Regions from separate parts of the Mus musculus genome. Here all the other regions are linked to region 1. The links are chromatin loops, found by intact Hi-C in ENCODE. Cell type or tissue: gastrocnemius. All regions are shown on one strand. Links, peaks and the distances in the headings refer to the core of each region. The heading gives the core; the rest is flanking DNA. Region 1 holds the start of Arhgap27 (Rho GTPase activating protein 27). Region 2 overlaps Gm884 (predicted gene 884). Region 3 overlaps Lrrc37a. Region 4 overlaps Gosr2 (golgi SNAP receptor complex member 2). Region 5 holds the start of Plekhm1 (pleckstrin homology domain containing, family M (with RUN domain) member 1).

Region 1 (6,339 bases), core at 1,358-5,357:
CTTGGAAGCCAGAGAAAATAAAAACTGGGTCTTGCCTTTGTCAGAAGTGTTCACAGGCACACCTCAGAGTGCTAAGGCTGCTTTCCCAAGAGGCAGGTAGTTTCCAAAATGGGAGGATCCCGCAACTGCACTTCGGCCGCCTGCAGAGTGGCCGGTGACTTCCTCCGACAAGGATGAGGGTCAGTGGGAGTCTAATCTGGTCAGAAGCTGAGAGAAACTGCCTCCCCCGCAGATCTCCATCCAGGCCCTGCCACCGCCTCCTCCCCGGAGACAGTCAGGTGTGGCCCAGGATCCTGGGGAAGAGGGGGGAGGGTGGCGTCTCTGCTCCTAGAGCGCTGGCCCGGCCCAGAGGGGACAGGAAGCCAGGACACCGGGGATTGTCTCTTGCAAGCACAGCCCAGTCCCGGCTTGGGAGGAAGTTCTGCCGAGCGCTCTCCGCCGGTTATATTGTTGAACAGGAAACAGGGCATCGCCGGAGCAGGGCTGTGGAGCAGGCAGCTCCGGACGCGGACCCCACGCGCGTCTGCCGGGACAAGTGGAAGCTAGGCCAGCGGGCGAAAGTTCTAAGGTGCCCGGGCCGGGCTGGACTGAGGGGGGAATGGCGTTGGGGAGGATGGCGCTGAGTATTGGGAGGGCGGGAAAGGTGCCCCCAGGTGGCCGTCCCCACCCTAGAGCCCCGCGCACCGCCTGCCCTTCTCGCTGCACTGGGGCTAGAGCAGTGCGAACCTGGAGGAGGGCCCGGAGGCCCAAACCCCGGGGAGGAGCTTTAGGTGTAGGGCTGCCTTCTGTCTGGGGGCGAGAGGTGAACCAGCCGAAGTCCCCCAGTGCTGACTTAGATATTGGTGACGCTATAGCTAGGGACGACCGGGAGCAGAAGATACAGGAGACCTACTGGCTAAGGGCGCCTTCCTCACCGCTCTCGCATCCCTCCCCTTCTCTTCGCTCACCCCAGATAATGGAAGGATCTGAGGCACAGGTCCTCTTGTCACACAACCGGAGACACAGCACTCCCCTGTCTGTGAGCGTCCCTGCAAAGGGACTCTAGTTTTTCCAGGCCCGGACAGGCTGCTCCCAGAGAGAGCCTCAGAGGGCGGAGGTGCTCCCGGAATGGGTAGTGCTCTTAATCTTGCTGTGAAGGGCTCACAGTTCGTGATTCAGGGAGCAAAAGGCCCCGCTCGGAATGTGCATGCCAGGACAAGACAGCCAACTCCGCCGGGCATTCCCAGAGCATCGCGCCCGCGGAACGCCAGGTCCTCTAGGACAACAAACCCCTCTGAGCGTTGAGGGGGTGGGGGGGAGCAGGGCCTACTGACTCTTGGGCTCTGCTCGCCTATCCATCAGCACCCCTTCCACTCAGCCCCTTCCCCATGCCTTTTTTTTTTTTCCTGGAGACCTCAAGGGCTCCAGCACAGACATTATGGCTTCTCCGCATCCTCTCAGACAAGCTGTATTGGGGACTAGGAACAGCCCTACTAAGTGTCGGTCTCCGCCTCTCCTCCCAGTGTCTCCTGTTTCGCGCTGTTTCTTCAGTCTCGGTCCTTGGAAGTCCCTCCCACAGATATGGTAGAGGCCTAGTCTGCTTCCCTCCGTCAGCCCCGCCCATGGGCAGCCTGAGATCCTCCCAGCTAACGTGAGTGCACGGTTGGGGTCCTGGGAAAGGGGGCGTAACCCAAGGGTACACACTTCTAGGATTCTGCTCGGCCAGCTCTGGTCTGCCATTTTACCATCTCTCGGGTCAGGATGCTCAGTGACTAAGTTTACACCCCTTCCATCATCAAGGAACTCTTGAAAAAAGAAATCAGCCTTAGCAAGACGGTGGACACCCCGCTGCTGGTCCCCAGGCCACCTTGTAGGGCAATAAACGGAGTGGTCATTGTAAGGTTTTGGAGTGACCAGTACTTCCGGAGTAGGCCACCTGCTTCACTTTGTTGAAGACACACAGTTGGGATTGTTCACGCGCGCACACACACACACACACACCAGGCACCAGACAAAACTAGCATTGGTGGGGGGGGGGGGGGTCGCGTTATAATGATCACTCCAAAGAGATTTAGAGGACCCTGGTGACACTGTTGCAATGCATTCCCTAGAAGCTACCCCCCCCCCCCCGGACAGGCACTCCTTGTAGGGAAGGACCCCTAGGCAGGTGAAGAGACCAGGAAGCCTCTTAAGAGGCTGCCGAAGAGCTGGCGTGCAGGGGGCGGTGCTGGCCCTAATGGGCGGGCCAGACTTCACGGTTCACGTGTGCGACGAAGCCACTGGGAAAGGGAAGAGAAACCCAGAGAACCGGTTCTCCAACCTTAGCTGTCCAAGCCCCTACGTCAAAATCACCGGATTAAATAAGACAGGGACACTTCTAAGGTAGAACAACTTGGGGGCTGCCCTAGAGCCTGCGCCCCGTCGTTAATCTCGCCCACCTAGAGGGCAAACTCCTAAAGGGAGGGGGTACTTAAGAGCTTTCCACGGATTCCCTGCAGGCTGGAGGCGTCAGGGTGTGGCGAGACGGGGGGCAGAAGAGCGACGGGAAAGGGGCCTTAATTCCCAATTCGCCAACCGGGAAGATGAGGTTCCCCTAACCTTCAGGCAAATGTGCTATCTATCTTGCAGTCACCGCAAATCTTTAAGCCAAGGTTTCCCCCAGAGTAAAGTTGGATTCCTATATCACCCTCAAGTTCTCACCAAGGGATGACAGGGAGACACATATCTCACAATCAACGACACAGAATGGAATCTTAAGCATGGGAACTTTGAAGATGATTTTATCCACGTCCCCATTTCAGAGAAGGAAAAACTGAAGCCCGAATGCAGTGGGCGTGGGCAGGAGCGGGACTCGAACCCTTGTCTTTGAGCCCCGGACTCCATGCTCTTCCCCGCTGCGCAGTCCTGACCTTGGCGGCTCCTTTTCTTGTTGCCTGCAGAAAAGCGCGGTGGTCGCGATGGCGGCGGACGTCGAGGGGGACGTGTACGTGCTGGTGGAACACCCCTTCGAGTACACCGGCAAAGACGGGCGCCGCATCGCCATCCAACCGAACGAGCGTTACCGACTGCTGCGCCGCAGCACCGAGCACTGGTGGCACGTGCGGCGGGAGCCCGGGGGTCGCCCCTTCTACCTCCCCGCGCAGTACGTACGCGAGCTGCCCGCGCTCGGCGACCCTGCCCCGGCCCCGCAGCCTTCCGTACCGCAGCAGCGCCCCGCAGTCCCGGAACCTCTGGCCTACGACTACCGCTTCGTGAGCACCCCGGTGGGCGCCGATGGGTCCTCTGCCGAGCCCCGGGGCCGCGCCAGCTCCCTGTGTGGCCCTGCACGACAGCGCACCGGTGGCCAGCGCAACAGCCTGGCTCCGGGAGGGCCCGCCTGCCTTTACGTGCGGCCCGCGGCGCCTGTGCGACCGGCGCAGTCCCTGGATGACTTGGCGCGCGGCGGTACCGCGCCCCCTGCCGGCCTCCTCGGCAGCGCGGGCCACTTCAAGGCCTCCAGCGTGGCGGGCTCCTGGGTTTGTCCCCGGCCCCTGGCGCCTAGCGACTCGGAGAATGTCTACGAGGCCATTCCGGACTTGCGCTGCCCTCCGCGGGCAGAGAGCCCAAAGCAGGTAGGTCGCTGCGAGCGAGGGGGCCGGAGGGAGGTCACAGTCCAGCAGAGTCTAGATGCTTTTTTTTTTTTTAACTGAGGCCACTGGATGTCCCTCCACCTCACTTATTAAGTATTCACGTTTTCATGCAAAATGCAAATGAGCTTGATTACTACAGAGTTCTGCCCCAAAGCCCGCGGGGATGTTAACTAACCTATGTCCGAATAACGGATGCATGCGCCGAATAACGTTCCTAAAACGCCACCTGCTCGGTAAGGAACAGTTTGGAGAGGTGGACTCTCTTCTTCCCTAGAAACTTAGGGTGGAGGTTGGGTCAGATGAGATGGTGGATGTGAAAGTCAGACATCTGCTTCTCTTTAGCATAGCTTCCAATATTTCAGTTCCTTAAACAAAAACAAAAACAAAATTTCTTAATGGGCTTGTTTCAAGTTTAGTTATGGTGAGGTCTTTTTCTCTTTCGGAATCCGATTGTGTTAATCTGAGACACTGGAAACAGCATTTCTAACACTCTTTATAGCCTCGGAATCTTCTTTCTCAGTCCTGTCCTCTGGAGCCTTTAAGGGAGGGACAGCCTGCGGGGGGTGGGGGGAGGGAGAAGGGATGCTTCCAAATGATTCACATCTGCCACCCGCTGTGGCATTATCCACAGCTCCCTTCCTCTCTCAGGCACTGAGTCCCGGGTGAGAGCCCGGGTGCGAGCCCGTGGGCCAACTACTTTGGCCTTGCCCCTGCTAGGGTTCCTCCTAGCAGAGTTCAGGTTCTGAGGCTACTGAAACCCGAATTTGACTCTGCTGGGTCATCTGCCACGTGATGACGAGCTCGGTGTCCTCGTATGTAAACAATACCCAAAGAATAAAGTAGTTGTGAACCTTAAACGCAGTGAGGCGTGGAAGCACTTGGAGCCAGCGGGTGCACGTAGAGTAACTAGGGTTCCATCCGCTGTTCGCTGCAGCCCTGAGCCTCTGCGCTCAGGTTTCCGCGGATCATCCCTCCCCCTTGTGGGCACTGCGGAGAACAACACTCAGCGGGCTTGAGTGTCTGCAGCAGATCAATGGTCGTCCTCATTACCCACCAGCTAGCTGGTCAGGCGCCTGTGGTCTATAGATGGCTAAACGTTCGCGCTCGGTTCCCTGGCGCCCTTGAGCAGGCTGTCTTCCTCTAGGGAACTCCCGGGCCTTTCCAGATTGTGAGTCCTAGTAATGTTGGGAATGTGTCTGCTGCCCCCACGAGCGAGCTCCTTCCTGGCTGTGGGAATGGCACCTTTGTGCTTGAGTTCCCCAGCGTCTGGCCAAGGGCTTTCTTCCACTGTATTAAGAAGCGAGGAGCTGCAACCCCACCACTCCTGACCCAGCACTATGTAAGTCTCCAAGGGCAGCTATAGCTACCCAAGCTCTGGGACCAGAGAAAGGGAATCCTCATCTCCACCCCAGCTTCCAGAATCGCCTGAGAAATTTTCCCAATCCAGAAATCCCCCAGGGTTCCTGACCAGCAGTACCTCCCCCGTTCCTCCTCGCGCTCCCAGCAAGCTCCCTGTTGCCAGTAGTTTGGAGATACCTCTGAAGGTGGACTGTTACAGACACAAAAGGGAACCATGAAGTCTGCCAGAGATCTGGATGCAGGACAAAGAGGCTGCTGCCTGTCTCTAATGAACTCGTTGGCTTCAACTGAGTACTCAGCATCTCTGGTCCTGTTTGCTCCGGAGTATAACAATAGCACATTCTCTGTTGTGGCTCTCCCCCCGGACACTCTGTCCCCAGCAAACTGCAAGGATGGCTTGTTTGTTCTCCCTTGGGAAGGAAATCTCACCCTTGCCCTTCCTTGTCCCAGGCAACATGGGAAGGAATTTCCTGGAAGGTGATCCTGGCTGTTTTCCAAAGAGTATAGGTGTGCGCTTGCACATACACACACACACACACACACACACACACACACGCCCTTGCTCATACTCCCATTCCCACTCCCCACCCTCATAGCTACTCACAGCCTCCAGCCACAATCTCCCAAGTCTATTTGCTTCAACACCCCCACCCCTCCACCCACTCCTCTTCCATCTACCTCCTCTACCCCCCCAACCTTTCCACCTCCCACCCCCTCTACCCTCACCCCGTGAGCCTGCAGACCTAAGGAATGATGGTAGCACAACGGCCTGGGAGGGATAGACGCCCCTGCCACACACTGTTCAGGCTGTATGGAGCTATGGCGAGGGTGCTGTAGAGCAAGGGCAGAGGAGAGACATGGACAGGCCCTTATGGGGGTCTCGTAGTCCTGTCTTAGCCCACCATTTGTGCTAGCTGTGATATCTACCATCAGGCAGGACTTTGTGGGAATTCCAAGTTATCCTGAAGCCACCGGAAGGTTCTCGGTAGGGAATGGAATGGGCTTGAGAAGGACTCCTGGGCTGGGGAAGAACGGTTTGGCCGAGTCCTGGTTTCCCGCTCATACTGGTATGGCCAGTGGTGCTGCTTACAGAGGCCTTGGAGGGGACGTGGAGGGGAACAGGTGGGGTGTACCTGGACAGAGTTGTCAAAAGTATGAAAAGAGGAATTCAAGAGGAAAGGAAGGGACCACGGAGGACAAGCAGGGGCCTGAAAGCCAAGGTGACTGCGCACAAGTCAAAGGCAACAGGACATTATCCGACACGGCCCTCAGAAGGCTGGCTTGTGGAGGGATTGCAGAAGACAGAAGGCTGTGGGTCAGGGGCTGAAGGGTGTAGGTGGAAAGAGCAGGCAGCTGGCAACAGCTTGGTAGC
Region 2 (6,339 bases), core at 1,117-5,116, 200 kb before region 1:
TATTTCCTGCCTTCTACTCCTCTTGGGTGAATTTTCTTCCTTTTGTTCTAGAGCTTTTAGGTGTGTTGTCAAGCTGCTAGTGTGTGCTCTCTCTAGTTTCTTTTTGGAGGCACTCAGAACTATGAGTTTTCCTCTTAGAAATGCTTTCATTGTGTCCCATAAGTTTGGGTATGTTGTGGCTTCATTTTCATTAAACTCTAAAAAGTCTTTAATTTCTTTCTTTATTCCTTCCTTGACCAAGGTATCATTGAGAAGAGTGTTGTTCAGTTTCCACGTGAATGTTGACTTTCTATTATTTATGTTGTTATTGAAGATCAGCCTTAGTCCATGGTGATGCATGGGACAATTTCAATATTTTTGTATCTGTTGAGGCCTGTTTTGTGACCGATTATATAGTCAGTTTTGGAGAAGGTACCATGACGTGCTGAGAAGGTATATCCCTTTCTTTTAGGATAAAATGTTCTGTAGATATCTGTTAAATCCATTTGTTTCATACCTTCTGTTAGTTTCACTGTGTCCCTGTTTATTTTCTGTTTCCAGAATCTGTCCATTGATTAAAGTGGTGTGTTGAAGTCTCCCACTATTATTGTGTGAGGTGCAATGTGTGCTTTGAGCTTTACTAAAGTTTCTTTAATGAATGTGGCTGCCCTTGCATTTTGAGCATAGATATTCAGAATTGAGAGTTCCTCTTGGAAGATTTTACCTTTGATGAGTACGAAGTGCCCCTCCTTGTCTTTTTTGATAACTTTGGGTTGGAAGTCGATTTTATTAGATATTAGAATGGCTAGTCCAGCTTATTTCTTCAGACCATTTGCTTGGAAAATTGTTTTCCAGCCTTTCATTCTGAGGTAGTGTCTGTCTTTTTCCCTGAGATGGGTTTCCTGTAAGCAGCAAAATGTTGGGTCCTGTTTGTTTAGCCATTCTGTTAGTCTATGTCTTTTTATTGGGGAATTGAGTCCATTGATATTAAGAGATATTAAGGAAAAGTAATTGTTGCAACAAAATTATTTTTGTTGTTAGAGTTGGCATTCTGTTCTTGTGGCTGTCTTCTTTTAGGTTTGTTGAAGGATTACTTTCTAGCTTTTTCTATGGCGTGGTTTCTGTCCTTGTATTGTTTCTTTTTCTGTTGTTATCCTTTGAAGGGCTGGATTCGTGGAAAGATAATGTGTGAATTTGGTTTTGTCGTGGAATACTTTGGTTTCTCCATCTATGGTAATTGAAAGTTTGGCTGGGTATAGTAGCCTGGGCTGGCATTTGTGTTCTCTTAGTGTCTATATAACATCTGTCCAGGATCTTCTGGCTTTCATAGTCTCTGGTGAAAAGTCTGGTGTAATTCTGATATGCCTGCCTTTATATGTTGCTTGACCTTTTCCCCTTACTGTTTTTAATATTCCATCTTTATTTAGTGCATTTGTTGTTCTGATTATTATGTGTCGGGAGGAATTTATTTTCTGGTCCAGTCTATTTGGAGTTCTGTAGGCTTCTTGTATGTCCATGGGCATCTCTTTCTTTAGGTTTTTGGGAAGTTTTCTTCTATAATTTTGTTGAAGATATTTGCTGGCCCTTTAAGTTGAAAATCTTCATTCTCATCTACTCCTATTATCTGTAGGTTTGGTCTTCTCATTGTGTCCTGGATTTCCTGGATGTTTTGAGTTAGGATCTCTTTGCATTTTCTTTGATTGTTGTGCCCATGTTCTCTATGTAATCTTCTGCACCTGAGATTCTCCCTTCCATCTCTTGTATTCTGTTGCTGACGCTCACATCTATGGTTCCAGATTTCTTTCCTAGGGTTTCTATCTCCAGAGTTGCCTCACTTTGGGTTTTCTTTATTGTGTCTACTTCCCTTTTAGGTCTAGTATGGTTTTGTTCATTTTCATCACCTGTTTGGATGTGTTTTCCTGTTTTTCTTTAAGAACTTCTACCTGTTTGGTTGTGTTTTCCTGTTTTTCTAAAGACTTGTAACTCTTTAGCAGTGTTCTCCTGTATTTCTTTAAGTGAGTTATTAAAGTCCTCCTTGATGTCCTCTACCATCATCATGAGATATGCTTTTAAATCCGGGTCTAGCTTTTTGGGTGTGTTGGGGTGCCCAGGACTGGGTGAGTTGGGAGTGCTGCATTCTGATGATGGTGAGTGGTCATGGTTTCTGTTAGTAAGATTCTTACGTTTGCCTTTCACCATCTGGTAATCTCTGGAGTTAGTTGTTATAGTTGTCTCTGGTTAGAGCTCGTTCCTCCCATGATTCTGTTAGCCTCTATCGGCAGACCTGGGAGACTAGATCTCTCCTGAGTTTCAGTGGTCAGAGCACTCTCTGCAGGCAAGCTCTCCTCTTGCAGGGAAGGTGCACAGATATCTGGTTTAGGACCTGCCTCCTGGTAGAAGATAAGATGAAGGCCTGAAACAGGGCCTGTCCCAGAAGCTGTCTCACTTTGGCTTGTCCCAGAAGCTGTTAGCTTCTGTATTCCACACTCTCATCTGCGCAGACTAGTCTCAGAGGGATCTGGAAACCAAGATGGCTCCCCGAGGTGCTCCAGCAAAGCCCTCCCAGGGCAGGGCAGACACCTCTCCTCTGGCAGGAAAGATGCCCAGATGTCTGGAGCCTGAAATGGGGTCTGCCTCAGAAGCTGTCCTCTAGGGACCTTGGGGGTGTCCACCAACTCCGCACCCAAGGTGACCAGGTGCTGGCACTAACCAGAAGGGACTTGTGACCCTGGTCAGGTCAGGTTTTCTGCTTCCCTAATGCTGTCTCAGGTCCCGCGCGCGATTGGAATGGAACAGAAGTTGTGTTCCACTCACCGGTGGTCCTAAGATCACGTGGAGAGTCCTCTAGGGACTTTGGGGGTGTCCTCCGACTCCACGCCCAAGGTCATAATCTGTACTTTTAATTCAGAATATTGACCTTTACCTAGCAACTGATCCTTGACAATATTGATGCCTCTGTCTGGGTTTTGTTGCTCCATAACTGAAGCCTCATCTTTCTACCATGTCAGCCATTGTAGTTGAGGGTCAGATTCTAAGATGTCTGACATCAGCTCTCTACAGTCTTTTGGAATTATACAATTTTGTGTGGCCCAATTATTAAGTATCTGTCTTACATAGGGTAAATGTAAAGCATAGGGTGTTACTACTTCTTTAAATCTTTTTAAGACTCTGTAAGACTATGATCTTCCGTGCAAATTTCTTAAGCCCTTGTAGATTTCTCATCTGGAGCTAATTGTCTTATTTTAGCTGGAAGGATCATTATAGCTTGTCAAATGGGCTTGGGCTGCCATTTTGCAGTCTTGTCAAAAGGTGGCACCATAGGCTTCAGATTGATTCATCTGAAGAGTTGTCTAATTTTTGTTCTATTGCTTGTAACTTAGCATGGATTTTTTTTTTTTCAGGCCTCTCCTTATCTAAGTTCTTATCCAAGTCCTAAAAAGATCTTTCTTTTTTAAATTATTTATTCACTTTACATCACTATTACAGCCCCCACAACAGCCTCTCCGCCCCCATACTCCCCTCTCCCCCTCTGAGAAGGGGGAGTCCATGCCTCTCCCCCTGGTACCAACCTATCCTGGCACATCAAGTCACTGCAGGACTCGGTGCATCCTCTTCCACTAAGGCCAGACAAGGTGGACCAGTTAGGTTAATGGGATCCACAGGCAGGCAATAGTCAGGGACAACCCCCATTCCAGTTGTTGGAGACCTGTTATGAAGACCAAGCTGCACATCTGTAATGTATGGAGGGGGGTATCTAGGTCCAGCCTATGATTGCTCTTTGACTGGTGGTTCAGTCTCTGGGAACCCCCAAGAGTCCAGGTTAGTTGACTCTGTTGATCTTCTTGTGGAGCTCCTATCCATTTTAGGTCCCTCAATCCTTCCCCCAACTCTTCCACAAGACCCCCCAAGCTCCATCTAATGTTTGGCTGTGTGTCTGTTTCCATCAGCTTCTGGGTGAAGTATCTCAGAGGACAATTATGCTAGGCTCCTGTCTGCAAGCATATCTGAGTATCATTAATAGTGTCAAGGATTGTTTGCTGCTCATGGGATAGGTCTCAAGTTGGGCCAGTCATTCCCTCAGTCTCTGCTCCATCTTTTTTCCTGTATATCTTGTAGGCAGGACACATTTTGGGTAGAAGATTTTCTAGTTGAGTTGGTGTCCTTAACCCTCCACTGGAAGTCCTGCCTTGCTACAGGAGGTGGCCACTTCAGGCTCCATATCCCTCACTGAGAGCCGTCTCAGCTAGAGTTACCCCATAGACTCCCTGGAGCCTTCCCCATCTCCGATCTCTGGCACATCTTAGAGATGACACCCCACCCATCCGCCACCAGTTTCCATTCCCTCGAGCCCTGCTGTCCCTACACATGATTCCTCTGCCCCATTCATCTCTCCCACCTAGTTCCCTCCCTCCATCTACCTCCAATATCTATTTTATTTCCACTTCTGAGTGAGATTCAAGCATTCTTCTTTGTACCCTCCTTGATATTTGGTTTCTTGGGTCTGTGGATTATAGTGTGGTTATCCTGTGCTTTGTGACTAATATCCACTTATAACTGAGTAAGTATATACCTTGCATGTCCTTTTGGATTACCTCACTCAGGATGATATTTTCTAGTTCCATCCATTTGCCTGCAAATTTCATGATGTTCTTGTTTTTAATAGCTGAGTAGTATTGTGTAAATGACCTACATTTTCATTATCCATTCTTTGGTTGAGGGATATCTGGGTTGTTTCAAGTTTCTGGCTGTTAGAAATAAAACTACTATGAACATAGTTGAGCAAGTGTCCTTGAAGTATGGTGGAGCATCCTTTGGGTATTTGCCCAGAAGTGGTATAGCTGGGTCTTGAGGTAGAACTATTCCCAATTTTCTGAGAAACTGCCAGTGTTCACTCCCACCAGCAATGGAGGAGTGTTCACTTTGCTCCACGTCCTGCTAATATGTGCTGTCATTTGAGTTTTTGATCTTAGCCATTCTGATGGGTATAAGGTGGAATCTCAGATGTTTTGATATGCACTTCCCTAATAACTAAGAATGTTGAACATTTCTTTAAATGCTTCTTGGCCATTCAAGATTCCTCTGTTGAGAATTCTCTGTTTAGCTCTGAACCCCATTTTAAATTGGGTTATTTAGGGTTTTTTTGTTTTGTTTTGTTTTTTGATTTTCCATATGAAGTTTAGACTTATTTCTTCAAGGTCTGTAAAGAATTGTGTTGGAATTTTGGTGGGAATTACATGGAATCTGTAGATTGCTTTTGGTAAGATGGCCATTTTTACTGTTAATCCTACCTACTGATCCACAAGCATGGGAGATCTTTCCATCTTCTGATATCTTCTTTAGTTTCTTTCTTCAGAGACTTGAAGTTCTTGTCATACATGTCTTTTACTTGCTTGGTTGAAGTTATACAAAGATATTTTATACTATTTCTGTCTATTGTAAAGGGTGTTGTTTCCCTAATTACCTTTTCAACCCGTATCCTGTTTGTATAAAGGAGGGCAACTGATTATTTTTAGTTGATTTTGTACCCAGCCACTTGGCTAAGTGTGCTTATCATAGGGGTCCTCTGGTTGCTGGGAGCCTCATTTCTCTCTCTCTCTGGAATGCAGCTGCTGGAGGGAAGTATCTGGCATTGGGATCATGCTGATAGCAGATGGGCCCAGTGATAGCATCAGGCAACTTACAGGGTCAATATGACTGATAGAATAAAACTTAAATATCTGGAGCCGACAAGACTGCCCAGCAAGAAACTCTAAACTCTTCTCACTCTTAAGTGTACATCCATATAGGCAGACATACAGATATACCTTTGGTAATTAGGTCCTGCTGGCAGCAGCAGATAATTAAGTAAAGATTAATTGTTAGAGTTCTTTTCTTTATGGCCTCGACTCTTACTGGCTAGGTAAGAGGGAGGCTTGGAGCAATTAATTTTTAGTGAGCCAGGAAAAGAAAGTCATACTTGCAGTAAGAAAAACTTACACAGGTATTATGCACAGAAACACACACCTTTATCCATACACACAGACATGTTGGGCCCAACCACCTATCTCATCAACTCCACAAGTATTTGTGCATACTTACATACATGAACACATACATACATACATACATACATACATACATACATACACACACACACACACACACACACACACACACACACACACACACACAGACACTTGGTGGATGGAACAAAAGCCCCCATCAACAGATTTCGTTGAGCAAGCACCAGTGCAGAAAGAACTCTTATTCTGGACAAAAAATAAGCTTCAACCTTTATTGCTCAGAGAAAGAAAAAACTTCTATCTTTTTGTTGAGTATGAAAAAGCCCTGTCCTTTTCAGTAAGAAGAATCCTGCTCTTA
Region 3 (6,339 bases), core at 1,348-5,347, 100 kb before region 1:
GTCAGAGCTATGAGAGCACTCGCGCACACACACACTAAATAAGTAAATAAATAAATCCCCAAACAAAACAAAACCTTTCCTACACAGAGAGAGCCTTACTACCAGTGTAGTTGTCGGCTAGATTTTTTGACCTAGAAGCTCTTTGGCGTTTCTCTTCTTTGTATTCTGCCTTTTTTTTTCTCTCTCCTCTAGTTTTCTCTTTTATTTTCCATACATGTGGATAGTCTTCACAGGAAGAATGTTCATGGATTCTAAGTATGGTTTATAGGTAAAAAGCATTATATATAATATGCATGTATATATATGTATGTATGTATACACATACACTTATATTCCATGCTGAGGGATGGATGTACATTTTTGGAATGGGGTGGAGCAGGTTGAAGTGTGTGTAATGTGAATCTCACTGCTTTTTCAGAATCCTCAACCATAACCCTCTGACAGTTGTCGAAGATCCTTTCCTTTTTAAATTGCCAACATTAAAATATCTGTAAGTAATTGGGTCCTGGGATGATTTCTGCTCTTTTTAAATTTTCATTATGAGAGTATTTTGCCTTAATAAAAAATTGAAATTTTAGTTTCAACTATACTGTTGGAAAAGGATGGAGTTCCAGGAGAGGTGGTGCACATTCTTTTTTTTTTCCTTTCTTTGTTCTTCCCCCCACCTTTGATTTAAGTTTTATTGCATTATGACGAGAAAAGATACATAATTTCAATTTATCTGAATTTGTTAACATTGAAAAACCTATTTTGAGGCCGGGCATGGTGGCGCACACCTTTAATGCCAGCACTTGGGAGGCAGAGGCAGGTGGATCTCTGTGAGTTGGAGGCCAGCCTGGTCTACAGAGTGAGTTCCAGGACAGCCAGGGCTATACAGAGAAACCCTGTCTCGAAGAAGAAAAAAAAAAAAACCACCTATTTTGAGTAAATAGACTTACATCACATTCTTCTTTCTCTTTTGTACTCCAACTCCTCCCGGAGAGCACCCCCCTTCAAAACCTGCAATACCTTTTGTTTTTTATCATAGTCTTTAAAATTTATAAACTATTGTAACAACAAAAATGAGTATTATAAAAGTTGTTTGATATAAAACAACAATCAATTGAACAGTCTTATGTAGATGTTTGTCTACAGCAATACTGAAAATACATTTTTCTCAATACAAATTTTTTTTCTTTTTTTTGGTTTTTTCAAGACAGGGTTTCTCCTGGCTATCCTGGAACTCACTCCGTAGACCAGGCTGGCCTCAAACTCAGAAATCTGCCTGCCACTGCCTCTGCCTCTGCTTCCGCATGCTGGGATTAGAGGCATGAGCCACCACTGCCCAGCCTCAATATAAATTTTAAATAACTACAATATATTAACTGTATATTTTAAAATAATATATCATTATTAATTTTTAGTGAACATAAATAGATAAAGTGTGTTTGTTTGTTTTTAGTGGATCTTAAAATCTTGGCTTACAGTGGTACAAACACAAAATAAAAGCAGTTTTTGGACATTGGAGTTCATTGTAATAAGGCTGTACTTGAATGTCCCTCACATCACCAAAGGATTTTTATCTCTAGTGCTACCTGCCCTGGCTATGTCTGGCTGGAGTCTGTCCTTCCTGTGATCCTGGTTGTGTCAGAACTCCTCCGAGTCACGCTGTCTCTGTGATCCTGTGATTCTGGGATCCAGCGATCCTGAGATCCTGGGTGTGTCTGAGCTCCTGGGAGTCAAGCTGCCTTTAGGACCTTGAGATCTTGGTGTGACCAAGCTCCTGAGATCCTGGGATCCTCTGATCCTGGGCATGTTAGAGTGCCTGGGAGTGGAGCTGTCTCTGGGTGTGGTGGGGCTGGGGAAGGTCTGCTCAGAGCGCTGGCCCAGACAGACCAGAAGGAACCTGTGCCACTGGTCTGGCAGAGTTCCTGAGTGGTGGTGTGATTTTTAATCCCAGCACTTGGAAGGCAGAGGCAGGGGGATCTCTGTGAGTTACAGACCAGCCAGCACAACACCAAGACACTGTTTTAAAAATTAAAATTAAAAGAAAAGAAATAACAGTTAGGGGCTGACAAGCTAGCTTAGCAAATAAAGGGGCTTGCCACCAAGCCTGAAGACCCGAGTTCATGAACTAGCTCACACTATTTGTCCTCTGACCTCCACATATACAACTGTGGCATATGTACACACACACACACACACACACACACACACAAATATGTATATGGAAAAATTTGAAAAGAATAAAGAAACAACCGGCAAGGCATTCGGCTGAGGGTGAAATAGCGTTGAAGACCAGAGATGTGTATGTAAGCACATGCAGGGCTACCATCTCAGAAAGCAAGGAGCCATAAGTGTATACTACTTTTTAAAATAAAAAAGCATTTCAAGTGTACGGATGTTTTACCCTGTCAGCCTATGCATGCAGTGCCCGTAGATTCCAAAGAGGGCACCAGGTGATTGGAGCTACAGACAGCTGGGAGCCAGCCTGTGGATGTGGGAATGGAACCCTAGTCCTCTGAAAGAACAATGTTCTTAAAGGCCGAACACCAGGGTATACTACTTTTAAAAAGAGGAGCCATGTTTGATTTCCAGCACCCACATGAGCCTCTCACTGCCCATAACTCCACCTCTCAAGAATATGACATTCTGACTGCTGTGGGTACCTCACACATATATCAGGCAGCTCATACCATCTGGAACACCAGGGCATCTGTTGTCTTCGGGCATCTGTTGTCTTCTGGCCTCAACAGGCACATGAATGCACACATACACACATAAATAACAAATAAGCATTTTTTAAAATAAAAAAATAAGGCTCTGTGTGGTAATGCACACCTTTAGTCCCAACACTCAGGAAGCAGAAACAGGCAGGTTGCTGAAAATTTAAGGCCAGCCTGGTCTATATAGTGAGTTCCAGGCCAACCAGGGCTACACAGGAGAACCCCTGTCTCAAAAATTAAAATACCCCAGCTTTCCTGTGTCTTTAATATGAATAGTCTGCGCAGACGGACAGAACTTTAAAATGGGCATTACATATTTGAAATTTAAGTGAAAAATAAGAACTATAGAGTGGTAGTTAGAGTAGGGAGACTCCAATATAAAAGTGAGAGGTGAGAGGGTACAATAAAGACGCCGAGTTCACTCACCTGAGGATGGAAATGGCAAAAGTACTCCTCTTTTCAAAAGACGATTTGTGAAATAATCTCTTCTATGGCAGCAAGATTTTATTTTTATTTGTGTTTACCTGTATATTATATATATATGTATGCTGATATGCCCACATGTGTGCAAGTGTCTGGAGAGGCCAGAAGAGGGCAGCAGACACTCTGGAGTTGGAGTTCCACATGGTTGTGAGCTGCCTCAGCGCAGCTACTGGCAACTGAATTCAGGTCTGAGCAGTACCATGGGCTTTCAACCTCCCGTCCCTCCAACCCCATCAGTGAATTCTTGAGCCAGTTAGTTTTATAGGAAAGCTGAAGGTTGAGTCAGCGTGTGACGAAATGGTTCCTCATGAAGTCTGGCTTTCTCCTTCAGGGACCTGGGGGCCACACAGGTGCAACTGACAATGGTTGAGAACATCCTCATGATGATGCTGGAGCTGGAACATCTGTAAGGTTTATCTTCTTAGAGTAATCTCGATTTGGTTTTAAAATGTTAGTGTGTGTGTGTGTGTCTGTGTGTGTGTGTGTGTGTGTGTGTGTGTGTCTGTGTGTGTCTGTGTGTGTGTGTATGTGTTTGTGTGTGTCTGTGTGTGTGTGTGTCTGTGTGTGTATGTGTGTGTGTGTGTATGTGTTTGTGTGTGTATGTGTGTGTGTGTGTATGTGTGTGTATATGTGTTTGTGTGTGTGTGTCTGTGTTGTGTATGTGTCTCTGTGTGTGTGTGTATATGTGTTTGTGTGTGTGTGTGTATGTGTGTGTATATATGTGTTTGTGTGTGTGTGTGTATGTGTGTGTGTGTATATGTGTTTGTGTGTGTGTGTGTGTGTGTGTGTGTGTGTGTGTGTGTGTGTGTAGGCATGAATGCCACAGTGTGAGTATGAAGGTCAATGGGCCGCTTTAGAAGTTGGTTCGATCCTTAGGCTGTGGGTTCTAGGGATCAAACTTGTTTGTGTAGCAGGAGACTTTTTAATCTGCTGAGCCATCTAGCCAGCCCTAGATTTCTTTACAGTTTCTTATATTTTAAATGTTTTGCGGTTTGCCTTATTTCTTGAGTTACTGGGGTATAATTTTCATGCAATGCATTCAAGCACATGGGTTGGCTAGCTTTCACAGTTAGTTCCCTAGCCACTATTATATTACTGATATAGACTGCTTGTCCCATCCAAAATGCTCCTCCTGCCCCTCCCACCACCAGGCCCTGTGATCCACCCACCTTATTTTCAACCCCATAGTTTTCCCTTTCCTAGAACATCTTGCAAATGACACCCCATGGGGTGTGGCCTTTTGGATCTGTCTTCTTCCACTGAGTGTGATCTTTAGCATCTCTCACCAGCAGTGTATGAGAAAGCAATGTCTTTAAAAGACATTCAGCTGGATTGGAGGTGTAGCTCAGTGGGTAGTGTTTGCCTAGCATGCATGATGTCCTGGGTTCAATATAAACCAGGTACAGTGATGAATATCTGTCCTTCCAAGTCAATGTCATCTTCAGCTACATAGGCATTCCCTAGCCTGTCTGGAATCCAAAGCTCTGCTTCCTGCTAGCTCATCTGAAGTGGTGTCCGTGTCCTTGTCATCTTAACTCTTTAGTAGCCAGTGCTCTGGAGTGTCGTCTAGTCATGACAAAAACCAAGAAAAACTCTTACTGCATACTTCCTTTAAGGCAGGGCCCACATTGAATGAGATGTCTGTGTTCTTGTTGAGTTTTTGTTTTCGTCTATGATGCAGGGTCTCCTCCTGTAGCCTAGGTTGCCTTGAACTTGTGATCTTCCAGTCTGGCTTCTTACTGAAGGTTTTGATTGTTTTACACGTCTTTATTTCAATCTGGCTTTATTTTCTTTCCTCGGGAATAGATCAGGTCAAACACCCGATACGGCCCTCCTAACTGGGATTTCAGGTGGTCTATGCATTCACGTCTGGTCATCCAGTGGTGGTATACTGATGTTCTTCTGGTTAGTTTTCTACGTGGTACTTCATGGGAATTTGGGAAGCTCCACGAGAGTCACTACATTTTACCAGGGAAGCTAGGGTCCCTTAGCTTAGGGGTTCTTAGTCTCTAATAAAAATATTTAGGAATGGACTCAAATGAATCTTAAGGCAAATTAGAGTAGACAAATAGAATAAGCTGCAGGCTTGGCCACTACCCAGAAAGATCAGATAGAAGGAAGGGGGAAGCTATACCACTATAAGCAGCTATGCAGCCAAGGGGAGCAGGTAGCACCACAGGGTGGCGGGGCAGGGGTAGGGGGAGAGTAAAAAGCCCCAAAGAACTAGAAAAAGCACATTAGGCTGTGGTCAACATCTAGAAGAAGGAGTCAGGAAGAAAGGAAGGTAAAAAATCACACCTTTCATAGCCAAGACTCGGAGGTCATAGAGAGTCCACAGCTGCTGTAAAGCAGACAGGGATTCTGGGAAGGAAAAACACAGTGTCTCATTAAAGGGAAAATTATTCCTGTCTCATCAGCACAGCTTAAGTTGTATCTCCCTTCCTGTAGGGTAGTTCCACCCTTTTGAGAAGTGGTCCAATTGACTTGACCCACCGGAATGTTGTCTCCAGCACCCTAGACCTGAGATCCCATCCTCTTGGCCAGCGGGAAAGGTGTTCACTTAATGGGCCCCCACTGCCACACGCCATGCATTCTCCCCTCAAGCATCTCTCATCTAACTGTGAAGCCATGATAAGCTTGTCTGAAGCAAATATCACTTGGTGGTTGAAACACATTTATTATGTGATGATATGATTATGTTATACTTCACTGTGGTCTTTATTTCTCCAATCCCATCTGTCCATGGGGGGAGGGGGGTGTCCATCTGTCTGTGTGTCCATGTTTGCATGTGTATAGTGTGTGTATCAGTGTGTGTGTGTGTGTGTGTGTGTGTGTGTGTGTGTGTGTGTGTGATATTAAAATCAAACCCAGGGCCTTGCACTGTCACCCAAACACTATACCAAAGAGCTATAAAACACAAAAATAATCCAGATTTGGCTGATGTGATCCATGTTACCATTTAACCATAAAGTATGAGTTAAAGTAGGCTGTTTGAGGCCTCACATAATTTCTAATATTCTGATGACAGGAATAGAGAAAATTTTCCATAGGTTGGAGGTTTGCTCAGACCCTTCTTCCTGTGAGTGACCAACCCAAATGAGACCTTTGAGTTCAGAAGAGACACTTCTATAGATCAGTGTCTGCTCCCGCC
Region 4 (6,339 bases), core at 984-4,983, 320 kb before region 1:
GCTGATAATGCAAGTGTTTCCATGCCATGGTTGCTGGGTGTTTGTCAGTGTCCCAGGGAGTGTTCAGTCTGGACACGGAAGCCCTGAGTCACCAATGTTTTCCAGTTAATACGGCAGTGGCTCTTACAGTTCAGAGACGGTAGCTTGGCACCTGCACCCAGGCTTTGACAGATGGGCCTTTGCCACTTTGAAAGTAGCCATGAGCAATGGGCGACTTGTCAGCTGCAGATTCATCTAGTTCTGCCCTCTCAAGTTCTTTGACTATCTACCCCTTGAAACATATTAGCAATATATCAATCAGCTAAGCCTCCATTTTCCCCAGCCCTTTCAGGCCACCCTGGGGATGTCCCTGGGAAGTGTGTTTTTGTGAGACTTTCAGGGACCAGAGCATTTTTACTTTTTGATTGAGGCTGTGTCAGTACCTGGTGCAATGCAGAATTTGTGTGAGGGTTAATGTATCTTGAGCACACATTGTATTAATCTCTGCAAGTACTAGAACGATCTAGTGAGTTTATTTGTTCATCAGTCACAGGCCCTGTCCACCCAAACAGTTCTAAATTTAGTAGCCTCCTAGTAGGAAAAACATGCCAGAACTCCTAAGAACTGGAAACTGGTCAGTATTAATCCATCCTTTGATTGCCCTACCTACTTCCTATGTTTGCTTAAGCGTCCTCTGCTGTCTCCCTCTTCACAGTAGGTGTTACGTCTCACCCTTCCCCTTGTGTAGCCGTATTGGTCTCTCGGGTACATCTGTGGCATCCTTTTGGGGAACTTTATCAACTATACACACTTTAAACTTGAGTTTCCTGGGTATTAGCTCAGTTCTGGTCAGATGCAATGTCTGTTGCTCTTTCCCTGTAGGTTAAATGTGCCATAGCTGGTCAGAAAGGGGGAATGTGCCCCCTCTAGTCCTGCAGAGTGGAAACAGTGGCCCTAGAGACAGGAGACCTGCAGCATCTCCACACCTCGATCTCACTTTGGGGAGGCAGATGGGCATGGGCTTTTGGCTGGCCATAGAGTTTGTACTGCACAGACCTGACTCCTGTGCCCCCTGGCACCTGAAGATCCCACCAGACAGCATGCTTTGGAAGATGTACAAGCTGTAATTGAGCCATTTGAACTCAAAATGTGGGCAGCAAAGGCCCTAGCCCCTGCCCTTCATTGGCTGTTGGAGCAGTGTTTTGTAGTACATAATGGGTTTCCACCTTTGTAGCAGTCCTTGGCTTTAGTGAACTTGATGTTCCACCTTCACAGCCAGGTCTCCCTTTGGAATGAATTTGTGGTGAGGTCAGCACTACTGCCTGGGGGCAGGGAATGGACGCAGAGGATCTGGACTCAAGGGGCATTGAGCTGGTTGCCCAGGCTGCCCTCCCTCAAATTTCCATTCAGTGCCTTGTGAGATGACTCTGACCTGATTGGGCAAACTGTCCTTACAGGCTCCAGCAGGGAAGGGCCCCTAGCCTGAGTGGGATGCCCTCTAGTGGAGGAGGCCTGCATCCTTATCAGAGCTTGTCAGAAGCTGCAGCTAGCAGATGATGTGTGCACCTTGGTACAGTCGTCTAAGTGACAGGGTTTGAAGCTAGTAGGGTGCCAGAAGGAATCTAAGACTAAGAAAATAGATGTATTCTCCATGTATGGCCACTTGAAGGAATGCTAAATCCAAGGACCAAGTAAATAGTAGGTTTTACAGGTTTCATTTCAAGCTTTTTCTCAAAAGCCAGCTTGCCTTGTTGAATTTAAATAGCTTTGATTGGCAATTTATTTACACCCCTTGTTTTCAGAACATGTCAGCTGAATAAAGTTGAGGTTTATTTAGAAAACTTTAAAGAAGCACTTGGCATTCTTTGTCTTGACTACCCCTTTGTTCCTAGGCTAGGAGCATTCATATACACTGTTTCAGAGCCATAGGCTGGGTAGCTAGCTGTCTCAGAAGCAGCTGTAGAAAGTGAAAGACATCCCAGACCTGATTCAGAACAGTTCTGAAGGTTCCCAGGTAAACTGCCATGTGTTTGCTGGAGCCGCTACCTCTTAGATAGCTGTTCTCTTGATAGCATTGGGAAGAATCTGGAACCAGCTCTGCATATGTACAAAGAGCAAGACTGGCAAGTTTCCAGTGAAGTCTTAGTGTAGCCTACCTACCTCATTCCAGAAGAGTTAAGGGCTTAGAAACAACTGGGGGCTGGGGCTGTCATTTGGTGCCAGGGTGCTAGCCTGGCATTCACACTGCACTGTGTTCCATCAGCAGTTCAGGTCCCATAATTAAAGCAAGGACGTAGGGCCTGGGGTGAGGGCTCAGCAGTTAGAGCACTGGCTGCTCTCTCTGGGTTTGATTCCCAGCACCACATGGTGGCTCACAGCCATATTAACTACACACTACAGTTCCAGAGGATCCAGTGCCCTCTTCTAGGAAGGTCCAAGGCACACACACAGCTTGTGCACAGAAATACGGGCAAAACACCATATACATAAAAGGAAATAGATAGGCTAAAATACAAAATTAGGACTATAAACGTGAAGGCAGAGGCATGTCATATCAGGAGAACTTGAACACAGGTCATAAAGCCCTCTCGCCATATCTCTGGGAGTCCTCCTGTAACTCGCAACGGCAGAGGAGCATGTTGCTGACTGAATAGGGTGGGGTGTCACCTGTCCTCAGGCCAAGACCAGACAGACCCTTTGTACTGCCAGCTTCCCCATAGCCTTTAGTGTAGGAGACAGCCTTCCCAATCCTCTGAGTTAGGTTCTGTGATATGCCTGCTGTGCAGACAGTGGGCTAATGGCTTTCCAGAGAAGCTGGCTCCTTGTGTGGCTGTAGTCCCAGCTCCACCAACCTGCTTCTCCCATCCCTGAAGATGCTCTGCCAGGAATGAGCAACAAGGCAGCACGAATGTCTCCAGGTGCTAGAAGGTGCCATGTCCACACCTTGCCACTAGAGGGTGATATATCTCTACTCATGGCTGATCCTCTCAGGCCCTTGCTTGATGCTGATTCCTGTGAGGTGCAAGTTTCTTGGCAGTACAGTAGCTCTGGGCTGCTTTAGAACTCTAGAAGTCTGGCAAAAGATGACCAAGGAAACCCGAGCAGTTTTCAGGACTCCATCCCGCCCCTCAGGACTTCTGCATGCTACAAACAGGCATGGAGAACGTTTCTCATCTCTACACCACGGTCCCCCACGTGGAAGTGTTTTACTTTGACTGTCAGTGTGGATGCAGAGTGGACCTTGTGCATTGCCCAGATAAATGTCATGTGCAGATATAACCTCGGCTGCAGACACGAATGCCAGTCTGAGACTAGATGGCCCTCATGGATTTCACTCTTGGTTCTATTACATTAGGCCATCAGGAAGGGCCTAAAATGGCCCTTGGCCAGTGGTGGTCTTCACTGGCTGATGGCGCTCTGTCTCCTGAGTAAAGTACTGCAGGGTGAGAGGCCAGCCCTCCACTATCTGTATAGTGCATTTTCAGCCCTTCTCCCACGTCACACCTGGTTTGGGGCTCTGTGTTCCCTGCCTACTGGGCGTCAGGGCACACAGCACATAGTAGGCAGTCATATGGTCACAAGCTCTCATGTCAGTGACCTACAGGAGATGCCTCAATCCAGCCTAGCCCCATCATACGGGTTTAGAGCTCAATGCTCAGCTGTGGTCATACCCAGAAGCCTAACCCTGAGTTCATGGCTACGAATGCTGTGGTCCACATGCTCATGGGGGCTCAGCAGCAGCAGATGGGGAAGTAAAGGGCAGAAACTGACTAGCGTCGGGTTTTAAAGTAGAAAGGTCAGCAGGAGCAGTCATCCCAGTCCCTAGTAAATAGTGGGAGACAGTGATGACCAATTCTGGGTACCCGAGTGAGGGGACGGGCCACGTGAGAGGCTGTTCTGACTCTGCCATTCCAGTGGTGGTGTCTTAGAGCCCCTCCTTCCAGCTGTTAGTGAGAGCTGCTGAGCCGCTGCTGAGGCTGCTGTAGTCCAGAGAGGGAGTGGAGAGGGGACCACAGTGACAACAAGCTCAGTTCTTGTCACTAAAGCGGTGCTTCTCAGCCTTGGCCACTTCCTGGAGGATTTTTTTTTTTTAAGTTTAGGGGTCAGTTCCAAGAAGCTCTGAGTTACCTGGTGTGGGACAGAGCCTGGGTTCTTTTGGAATTTCTCAGAGGCTCTCCTGGGAGGGCTCACAGTGCCTTCCCAGTGTGGTGCACTGTTAACCCCATCTAGCTTCAGAGATTAGCCCTAGTCCTCCAGCCAGAGGACAAGGTAACACAGAGTCCCCACAACTGAGGGACCATGTCTCTCAACAGCTGTCCCAGTAGGGACATTTACTAGGTCGGGCTTTTCCAGAGATGATAGCCAATAACGGGCTTGGAGGAGATGAAGAGCCAAAGGGGCTGAGAAGAGCAGGGTGTCTGTCACGTTAATACGCTCTAACTAGCCTTTGGCTGCAGGAAACAGACACCTGTTGGGAGGGCTTGCTGCCCATCCCCTACCCCATCCCCACCCCATCCCTGCACCCCATCCCTTGCAGCTGCCTGGAGCCCAGGAAGAGCTGGCTGCCCTTAAGACACAGAGAGGCTTGAGGCAGAGCTGATTGCGTGGTGGGTGTTAACTTGTCAGAGATACGGGTGTGGGCGGTGCAGGAAGACATTGATTTCTCTCATCACCAATATGGCAACAGGTGTCATGTGGGCAGAGCCCACCCTGTAGCCTCCCCACACTTTTAAGAGGAGTTTTCTGTGTCCGGGACATGCTGACACATGTTGACACATGCTGACACATGCTGACACATGACACAGGGTGAGAGAGGCAAGGAGTAGATGCCCTCTGTGGGAGGGCAGGGCAACCTCAGAGCCACGGGACCTCTGCAGATGTGAATTTGGGAAAGATAAAAGTTTTAGAGATGAAACCTCAGTCTCCCCGTGCTGGTCAAGTTCTGTTGTTACAGTTAGAGTGTGCATTCGGTGTCCACAGCAATTTAAGACGAGAAACCATTTCTTTTTCCACTTGTGGCAGAAAGCAGCCTTTTACCACAGTCTAGGGACTCCAGAAGACCCTCAGTTGGCCACGCCAAAAGCTGAATTTCAGAACAAGAGCTGTAGTCATCTCTGATAAGAAGACACGGGAATATAAGTGTTAAGGTCACTCTTACTTGCACTTGGTTAAAGATGGGGACCCCCTGGGAAACCCAGTGAAGGAAAAAGCTCACACCCAGCATTGCCACCTTCTAACATAAAGTCGACTTAAGGGGCGGAAGAGTGGTTACTCTCTATAGAGCACGAGCTGCTGCTCTTGCGAAGGACCCAGGTTCCGGTCTTAGAATGCACATTGTTTCACACAACCCTCTGTAGCTCCAGTTCAGGGGATCCAGTGCCCTCTTCTGGCTTCACATGCATGTGCATGCATGTGCACACATATGCCCCCGCCCCCAGAAAAAACAGTCATACATATAAAACCATGAAGTCCGTTTAAGCTGTGAATGGTAATGAAGGCCTGAATCTCAGCACTTGGGAGGCAGAGGCAAAAGGGCCATCAAGAGGCCAACTTAATTATTAGATAGTATGGGGCGGCAATTAGATGCCAGGCACTTGGGGCAGCGTTGCCTGGGATCCAGAGGGACAGGACTAGGTAAGTAGGCTCTCTTGAAGGGTACTGCAGTGGGCTGGAGACTGAGGCAGGGACCTAGGCAGATAGGAGGAGTGGGTTTAGTGTTCAGTGAACTGGCTTTAGGGGGCACTGAGCAAAGAAGAGGGAGGGAAGCTGGGGAGGGGGACACAGGATGGGAGTAGGTGCAGGTGGAGGTACCATGTCATTCTGGAACCCAAAAGGGTAGGGAAGGGCCTAAGTCATTCCTGAATTTCAAGCTGTTAGGACCACACTACCTAGGAAGGAGTGTACTGTGGCTCTACAAGTCTCCTCAGGAGCACCCAGTAGCCAGGTCTCACCAACTCCAACCTAGTGAAGTCACCATCCCCAACCTTGACTTTCATCTGCTGAGTCTGTTTCCTGTCTGTATAATGGGCTAATAAAGACACTCCCTAAGGAAGGCTCACACACCTGCATTTGAGAGCACAGTCAATGGAAGTGATTTTTTTGTTTTGTTTTTTTGTTTTTTAAAGAAGTCAGAAGAGTTTGTATGACTTAATTGTGGAGATCAGCTTGTCCCTTTATTGTGTGAACTTGAGCAAGCCACATCCTCTCTCATGTGCTTCTCTTACCTCAATGGGATCAGTAACTCCTCTGATTCGGGGTGTCTGCAGCCAAGGCTTAGGCCTGGACAATCACACAAACTTTGCTATTGTTAATCAGCATTACGTGAGCTTGGCGCTGGACAGGCTGCACTCCAGTGCCCTG
Region 5 (6,339 bases), core at 957-4,956, 52 kb before region 1:
TTTTTGTAAACATAACAAAATAAAATATAATAAGTTAAAACAAAAAGTACCACATTGAAGATGGACAGGACACATGAACGGAAGGGAAACATGCTAAGAGAAGGTACAGAATCTGAGACCCACTGTTTGCACACTCAGAAATCCCACAGAAACATAAACTGGATACCTAAATGCAGAGGACCAGGTGCAGACCCATGCTGGCAGTTCCTCGGGAAGATGGGAACTCGCTCTCCCTCATATACTCAAAGGATGGAACACAAAACCTACCTGTCCTACCACAGAACACCTGTCCAGTCATGCTCACTGCTGTCCCAGTCACAATAGCCAGAAATTGAAAAACAGATGTCCCTCCGTAGAAGATGAATAAAGAAAATGTGGTACATTTACACAACAGAGTATTACTCGGCCATTAAAAAAAAAAAGACATCATGAAATTTATAGGCAAAGGGAATATAACTAGAAAAAGAATTATCCTGAGTGAGGTATCCTAGACCTGGTGTCTATTCAGTTATATGTGGACATTAGCAGTTAAGTCAATGATAACTAAGCTACAATCTGTAGAACCACGCCGGGTAGCTGTAGAGGAAGGGAATAGAGGGGACAGACAGCTCTTCTTTGGAAAAGATTATGGATGGATGCGGGCTTGGAACAGGAGGATCAAGTGGGGAAGGAGGAGGGGGTTTGGGGAGAGACTACTCAGGGAGAGACAGCTAAAATTAAGGGGGCATTTAAAGGGTAATATGAAAAACTAATACAGGACAGATTTCCTAAAATATATACATATATGAAGGCAATCTAAATGAAAGCTCCAAATGATCCAGCAGACAGGCTGTGAACTGGCCATCTCTTGTCACCAAACAAAGCTTCCAGTACAGGGACTGGGTTACAGCTAATTGAGTCATTGGCCAAAGAGGCCCATGGGGATCACCAAACAACCCAAGTTGTTGCCTAGCCTATAGGTTGCTCGCCACAAACCAACAGCAAGATTCCACTGCTAAGACAATACCTGCACACCTCACTGAACCTGAAGATGCTGAGTAGGTGCCTAAACAGAGCCTTTATCCCTATGTTCTGGTGTCTTTGGTACAAGAGGGTACTTTGCACACTACCAAATGTGAAGCGCGAACACCAAGCCAGCTGCAACCCCTGCATAACAATGACGTACTGCCTTTAAGATATGTTAGGGCAATGGGGGCGCCAAGCTTATGGGAGAAACCGACCAGTAACGGATTTGACTTAAGGCCCACTTCACCAGGTGGAACCCATACCCAACATGCTTGGGGTAACCAAGAACCAAAGACCAGATAGCCCAGGGACCTAGGGTAAAAGCAAATAAGACTGGTGTCTTAGTTAGGGGTTCCATTGTGGTGAAAGACACCATGACCAAGGCAACTCCTATAAAGGAACACATTTAGCTGGGGCTGGGTTACAGGTTCCGAGGTTCCGTCATTAGCGTGGCAGCAGGCAGACAGGTGTGGTGCTGGGGGAGGAGCTTTTTTTTTTTTTTTTTTTTTTTTAAGAGTCTTGATTAGAAGGCAACCCAGAGGGCTGGAGAGATGGCTCAGTGGGTAAGATACCCAACTGCTCTTCCAAAGGTCCTGAGTTCAAATCCCAGCAACCACATGGTGGCTCACAACCATCCTTAATGAGATCTGACTCCCTCTTCCGGAGTGTCTGAAGACAGCTACAGTGTACTTACATATAATAAAAATAAAATAAATTAAAAAAAAAAGAAAGAAAGAAAAAAGAAGGCAACCAAGAGACTGGGCAGAGTTTGAGCATATATATGTTTGAACATATATTCAAATATATATTACCTCAAAGCCACAGTGACATACTTCCGCTAACAAGGCCACACCTCTTCCAGTAAGGCCATGCCTCCTAAATAGTGCCATTTCCCATGGGCCAAGCACATTCAAACCACAACTGGTAAAAAGAAAGAAAGAAAAGGAAAAAAAAGACATAGTGATAAAATGACTCCTAATGACATTTGGGTACTCATAGATCAATGCCTTGTTCAGCCATCATTAGAGAAGTTTCCTTCTACAGCAGATAGGGAACCCCAAGGGAGAGGTGGAAAGAGTGTAGGAGCCAGAGGGGATGGAAGACACCAAGAAAACAAGGTCCTCTAAGTCAATAGGAGCAAAGTTCATATAAACTCACAGAGAGTCTTTTCTTTTACAGTCACCACCTCTATGGCCCACACCTAGGTCCTAGGTTCCCTTTTGGGCACGGTCCTCAGACCTGCCCAGCCTGCCCTTTATTAGTCACGGTTGCTACATTTGACAGTTTTCTTCCGCGTCTATTCCGAGAGACAGCTGTCATTTTCTGTAATGGAACAAAAGCAATTAAATAGTGAGAAGACAAAAAGCAGGTCCTCTGGGCTTCATGCCTCAAAGGGCTGACCGCAGGCAAATTAAACTAACAGGTCCAAGAGAGCCCTCAGGGCGATCACGTGGTATGAGACAAGTCAAAACAACTGTTTCCTGGCTCCGGAAAAACCAGACCTGAAGGTCCCACTTGGACCCAGGATCCACTTGCTCCCTCCACTACTAATGCCCTTAGGGAAACATACGGGTTAATGGCGCAACAGGGCGCATTTTCGGATTAAGGGGGCAAACACGACAACCCCAAAGTTGCACAGATGCGATTGAGGGGCAGAGCTGCGGGACGCAGAAGTCCCGAAGCTCCAAGGGTCCAGCCTCTCTGCGCTACCCAGAGCCAGAGTAGCGAGAGCGGCAGGATCGCTCACCTGAGCCAAGAAGCCCTGCAATCCGGGGCAAGGGAAGAGCTGACGGCCCCGCCCCTCGGCTCCTCTAGGCCCAGTGATTGGTTTTTGAGGACTGGGGGCGGGGCCGTAGCGAGGAGCCGACGTGATGGCGTCAGACGCCGCGCGCCGCTTCCTGTTGTCAGTGCCTTTGGAGCCGCAGCTTCTGCTCGGAACCGAGGGGGGTCTCGCTTCGCCCGGAGCGCCGCCACCTGCTCCTGATCCCTTCGGTGAGTGAGTCTGGGGTCTGAACGTGGAGGGAAGCGCGGGGCGGTGATGCGACCCGGCGGTGGGCCCGCAACCTCGCAGCCACTCGCGACCCCTGTGCGCCTGGAGACTTGGGGTGGGAACCTCGGCCCTTCGCAGCCCGGGCCTGCTCCCACCTCAGCCAGTGGCCACCGGCTCTCTCCCCTCCGTCTCCACCGCAGCCAACCTCAGCCCCAAGCCGGGTCCCCTAACCACCGGTCTTGCAAAAGTGTAGCCTCACTCGTGACCCCTCTTTAGCCCAGTTGCAACCCGATCCGAGCGAGCCACATCCCTTCGCCACCTCTTATCTCAACATCGCGTTTATCCCTCATCTCTTCTGAACCTTCCCTCGACCCTCCATTCTGGCTCAATTTCTTATCGCAGCCTGTCGTATCTGGCTCACTCGTCCCAAACACGCTAAGTCTCCCTCCCTCCCATTGACCCACTACTGAAGTTTTCTCCTGTTGAACTTGCCGGTTTCTTCTTGGTTACTGACGTCACAGCTTTATCTCAAGGCTTGTGTGTATCTTTTCTTTACCGATTTTTACCTAATTCCCTAGCTGATCACAGAGGTAAGGTCTCTCAGGCACTTTCCTGTCTAAGACTTAATATTAAACTGTCCCCGACTCTGCTGTAGAGGACTGTCTCAGTTTCTACCACTTCCCCCAGTCCTTTCGTTACTTTAAATTTAATATGCATTTATTAATTCTTTGAGAATTTTATGCATGTACATAATATTCCTGCCCCCTAACATCACTGTTAGTTTGGGGTTTTGGGTTGTTGTTGTTGTTGTTTTTGAGACAGCATGTCACTATTTAGCCTTAGATCTCTCTCTCAGATCACTCACTATGTAGATCAGGCTGGCCTCAAACTCACAGTGTGGGTCACCACTCCTGGTTTTAATCTGTTTTTTGTTTGTTTGTTTGTTTGTTTGTTTTTGTAGGATGGAGGGTGGTTTTGTTTTTTGTTTTTGTTATTGTTTTAAGACAGCCAATCTAAACAGCCATGGACTCCTGATCCTCCCTGCCTCCACCTCCCAAGTGCTGGAATTGTAGGCATGAGTCACCATGCCTGGCTTCCCAGAATTGCTATTAACTAGATCTACTCAACTCCTGTCATTTTCTTCCTTGATCCAGCTCTCTTTCACTTTGAGAATTTAGGGTATAGCTCCCTAGTGGTCATACTTGCTATATTCCTCAACAGCCATGTCTGCTCCTTGTTCAGAGCCCAGCAGACTAAACAGCTAAATTGGTGTGTGTAGGGACTCGGATGGTAACTGAGTATAAAGCTTCTTGGGGGAGATGTTCTTTGTAGTGTCTGATCTCCTAAATGTGTTTCCACAGATGGCTTTTCTGGCATTCCTATTAAGTCATTTGTGCCTGCTGTTGTAATGGTAGGTGTCATTCAAATACCTGGGAGGTGAGAGGTGGCCACTCAACCATCTCATTCATCCTGAGGTAATGGAAACCAGCCCTTCCTTTTGGCTGGCGGTTCTGTCAGTAGAGAGCCTCAGGGAAGCAGTGTGGAGTTAGTTGGTTGTGATCACAGAGTCCTGCCAGTGTGTCCTAGCACCTGTGAGGAAGAATCTACCCAGTGTTCCTTTCTGCATAGCTGAATGCAGAGCTTCCCCACTATTGAACCCAGAAACATAATGGCCATCAGAAGCATGTTGTAAGCCAGGAGGAGTCCTGGGAGGCTGAAGGACAGTACAGGGACTGTAAAATCGCTTCTCTTTTTGTAGGTCCTGGATCACTTAGTCTTAGCCACTGGGGTTTGTAGGAACATGTAAAGGTGAACCCAGTAGTTGAGACAGATGTGTGTCTTTAAGTCCTATGCTCAGCATTTATAGTCCAAGGACATTTCCAACCAGGTTCTAATGGGCTTGCTTTGGGAGGGGTCTTTGGCAGCCCCCTCCCCCATACGCAAGCCCAGTGCTGGAGTTTTAGTCCAGGGCCTTGTATATGTGAGGCAAATATTCTACCACTGAGCTGCACTTCAGGCCCTGTCAGCAAGGGTCTTGAGAGACCATGCTTACCACAGCCGTCTCCTTCTGTGAAGGCTGAATGCAGCTCTGCCTTGAATAGTCTCTCATGATGATGCAACCTTCAGAGTTGCTTTTCACTCATTGGCAGCTTTGTGTACTGGCAGAAATTTCTCAGTAGCCCTACAGCGTAAAGTGTTGTGCCTCAGCTTCCCAGTCTGCTGAATAGATGAATCTGTTCTATATGCCTCGCCTGTATCTATTAAGTCATTCAAGAGTTGAGCTATTTATTTATTTATTTATTTATTGGGTTTTTTTCAAGACAGGGTTTCTCTGTATAGCCCTGGCTGGCATGGAACTCACTCTGTAGACCAGGCTGGCCTTGAACTCAGAAATCCTCCTGCCTCTGCCTCCCAGATGTCGGGATTAAAGCCGTGTACCACTATTGCCCAGCTATTTATTTATTTTTGATTTTTGAGTACTAGTCCTAGGTCCTAGAAGTACAGCAATGAGTGGATTCTTCGAAGTTGTTTTTTTCATTCACTCAGAGCACCCACGTCCTTAGAATCCTATCGCAAAGCCAGGTACAGTGCTACCCACCTGAAACCACAGGTGCCCAGGAGGCTGAGAATGAGAGTTCAAAGCTTTCCCAAGGAGTTTAAGACCTTCCTGGGCTACATAGTAAGTTCAAGGTCAGTCTATGAGACATAGCAAGATCTTGCTCAGAAATAAAATATTTTTTAGAAAGAGTTATTATTATATGTAAGTACACCGTAGCTGTCTCCAGACACACCAGAGGAGGGCATCTGATCTCATTACGGGTGGTTGCTGGGATTTGAACTCAGGACCTCCAGAAGAGGAGTCAGTGGTAGCACACTACTGGGTCCTGCTGAAGGAAAAATCTAAAAGCCAGGCAGAGTTGGCCAGGCTTTGTAATCTCTTCGCTGAGGGATGAGAAACTAGGAAGATTGCTAGAAGTTGAGGCCAGCCTGAGCTACCCAGCAGACAGAACAAAACAAAGCCAAAAGGAGGTAGAGAGAAGAATCCTATACTGTGTGGAACAGGATTGTGGGAGAGTTGGTGGTATTGGGTGAAAGGGAAGTCGGAGGGGAAATGTGTCCAGCGGGGGCAGATGCCCTCGCCCACATGAGAGTTTGGTCTGGTCTCTCATCCTCCAGCAGTATTTAACTTGAAGCTCCTGCTTCAGAAGCGTCTTCTCTTTCCCCATCCCCACCCCGTCCCCAAACCCTGCCCATAGCCCTAACCCTAACCCTCTTCTTAGCCCTGCCTACACCCACCCCTCGTATTACTCACCCCTATCCCTGCCCGCCAGGACACTGGTTTA

Evidence for each region. A loop is a pair of places that touch in the nucleus more often than their neighbours do. Peaks named below come from ENCODE experiments on the same cell type or tissue, not always from the same donor. Only the 100,000 strongest peaks of a DNase experiment are listed, where the experiment ranks them.
Region 2: a loop joins it to region 1, with 6 times the contacts of the local background. A loop is called at or near these places in 14 of 42 quality-filtered maps.
Region 3: it touches region 1 in a loop (3-fold over the local background); 24 of 42 quality-filtered maps call a loop at or near these places.
Region 4: it touches region 1 in a loop (4-fold over the local background); 9 of 42 quality-filtered maps call a loop at or near these places.
Region 5: it touches region 1 in a loop (6-fold over the local background); 10 of 42 quality-filtered maps call a loop at or near these places.

The regions. Positions count from the first base shown.
Region 1 is chr11:103,357,498-103,363,836 of GRCm38, reverse strand. It overlaps Arhgap27 (Rho GTPase activating protein 27), which reads left to right and starts at 145. Exons shown (of 18, transcript NM_001205236.1): 1 at 145-568; 2 at 1,503-1,630; 3 at 2,919-3,590. The coding sequence starts at 2,937. In gastrocnemius, for the core only: CTCF peaks have their summits at 3,441 (motif pointing left) and 4,585 (motif pointing left); DNase peaks (open chromatin) are centred at 1,626, 3,422, 4,310 and 4,578; H3K4me3 peaks cover 3,831 bases; H3K27ac peaks cover 2,843 bases.
Region 2 is chr11:103,553,193-103,559,531 of GRCm38, reverse strand. All of the region lies in intron 7 of Gm884 (predicted gene 884), which reads left to right. Among named protein-coding and RNA genes, the nearest start is that of Lrrc37a, 51 kb to the right of the region's middle. In gastrocnemius, for the core only: a CTCF peak has its summit at 3,275 (motif pointing right); a DNase peak (open chromatin) is centred at 3,295.
Region 3 is chr11:103,461,611-103,467,949 of GRCm38, reverse strand. It overlaps Lrrc37a, which reads left to right. Exons shown (of 14, transcript XM_011249376.2): 6 at 419-490; 7 at 3,520-3,594. Among named protein-coding and RNA genes, the nearest start is that of Lrrc37a, 40 kb to the left of the region's middle. In gastrocnemius, for the core only: a CTCF peak has its summit at 3,297 (motif pointing right); no DNase peak of the experiment used is centred there.
Region 4 is chr11:103,672,340-103,678,678 of GRCm38, reverse strand. Gosr2 (golgi SNAP receptor complex member 2) reads left to right here. Exons shown (of 6, transcript NM_019650.4): 6 at 1-1,830. Among named protein-coding and RNA genes, the nearest start is that of Gosr2, 22 kb to the left of the region's middle. In gastrocnemius, for the core only: CTCF peaks have their summits at 1,485 (motif pointing left) and 2,924 (motif pointing right); DNase peaks (open chromatin) are centred at 1,468 and 2,921.
Region 5 is chr11:103,409,251-103,415,589 of GRCm38, reverse strand. Plekhm1 (pleckstrin homology domain containing, family M (with RUN domain) member 1) reads left to right here and starts at 2,885. Exons shown (of 12, transcript NM_183034.2): 1 at 2,885-2,997. In gastrocnemius, for the core only: no CTCF peak of the experiment used is centred there; a DNase peak (open chromatin) is centred at 2,846; H3K4me3 peaks cover 2,272 bases; H3K27ac peaks cover 1,574 bases.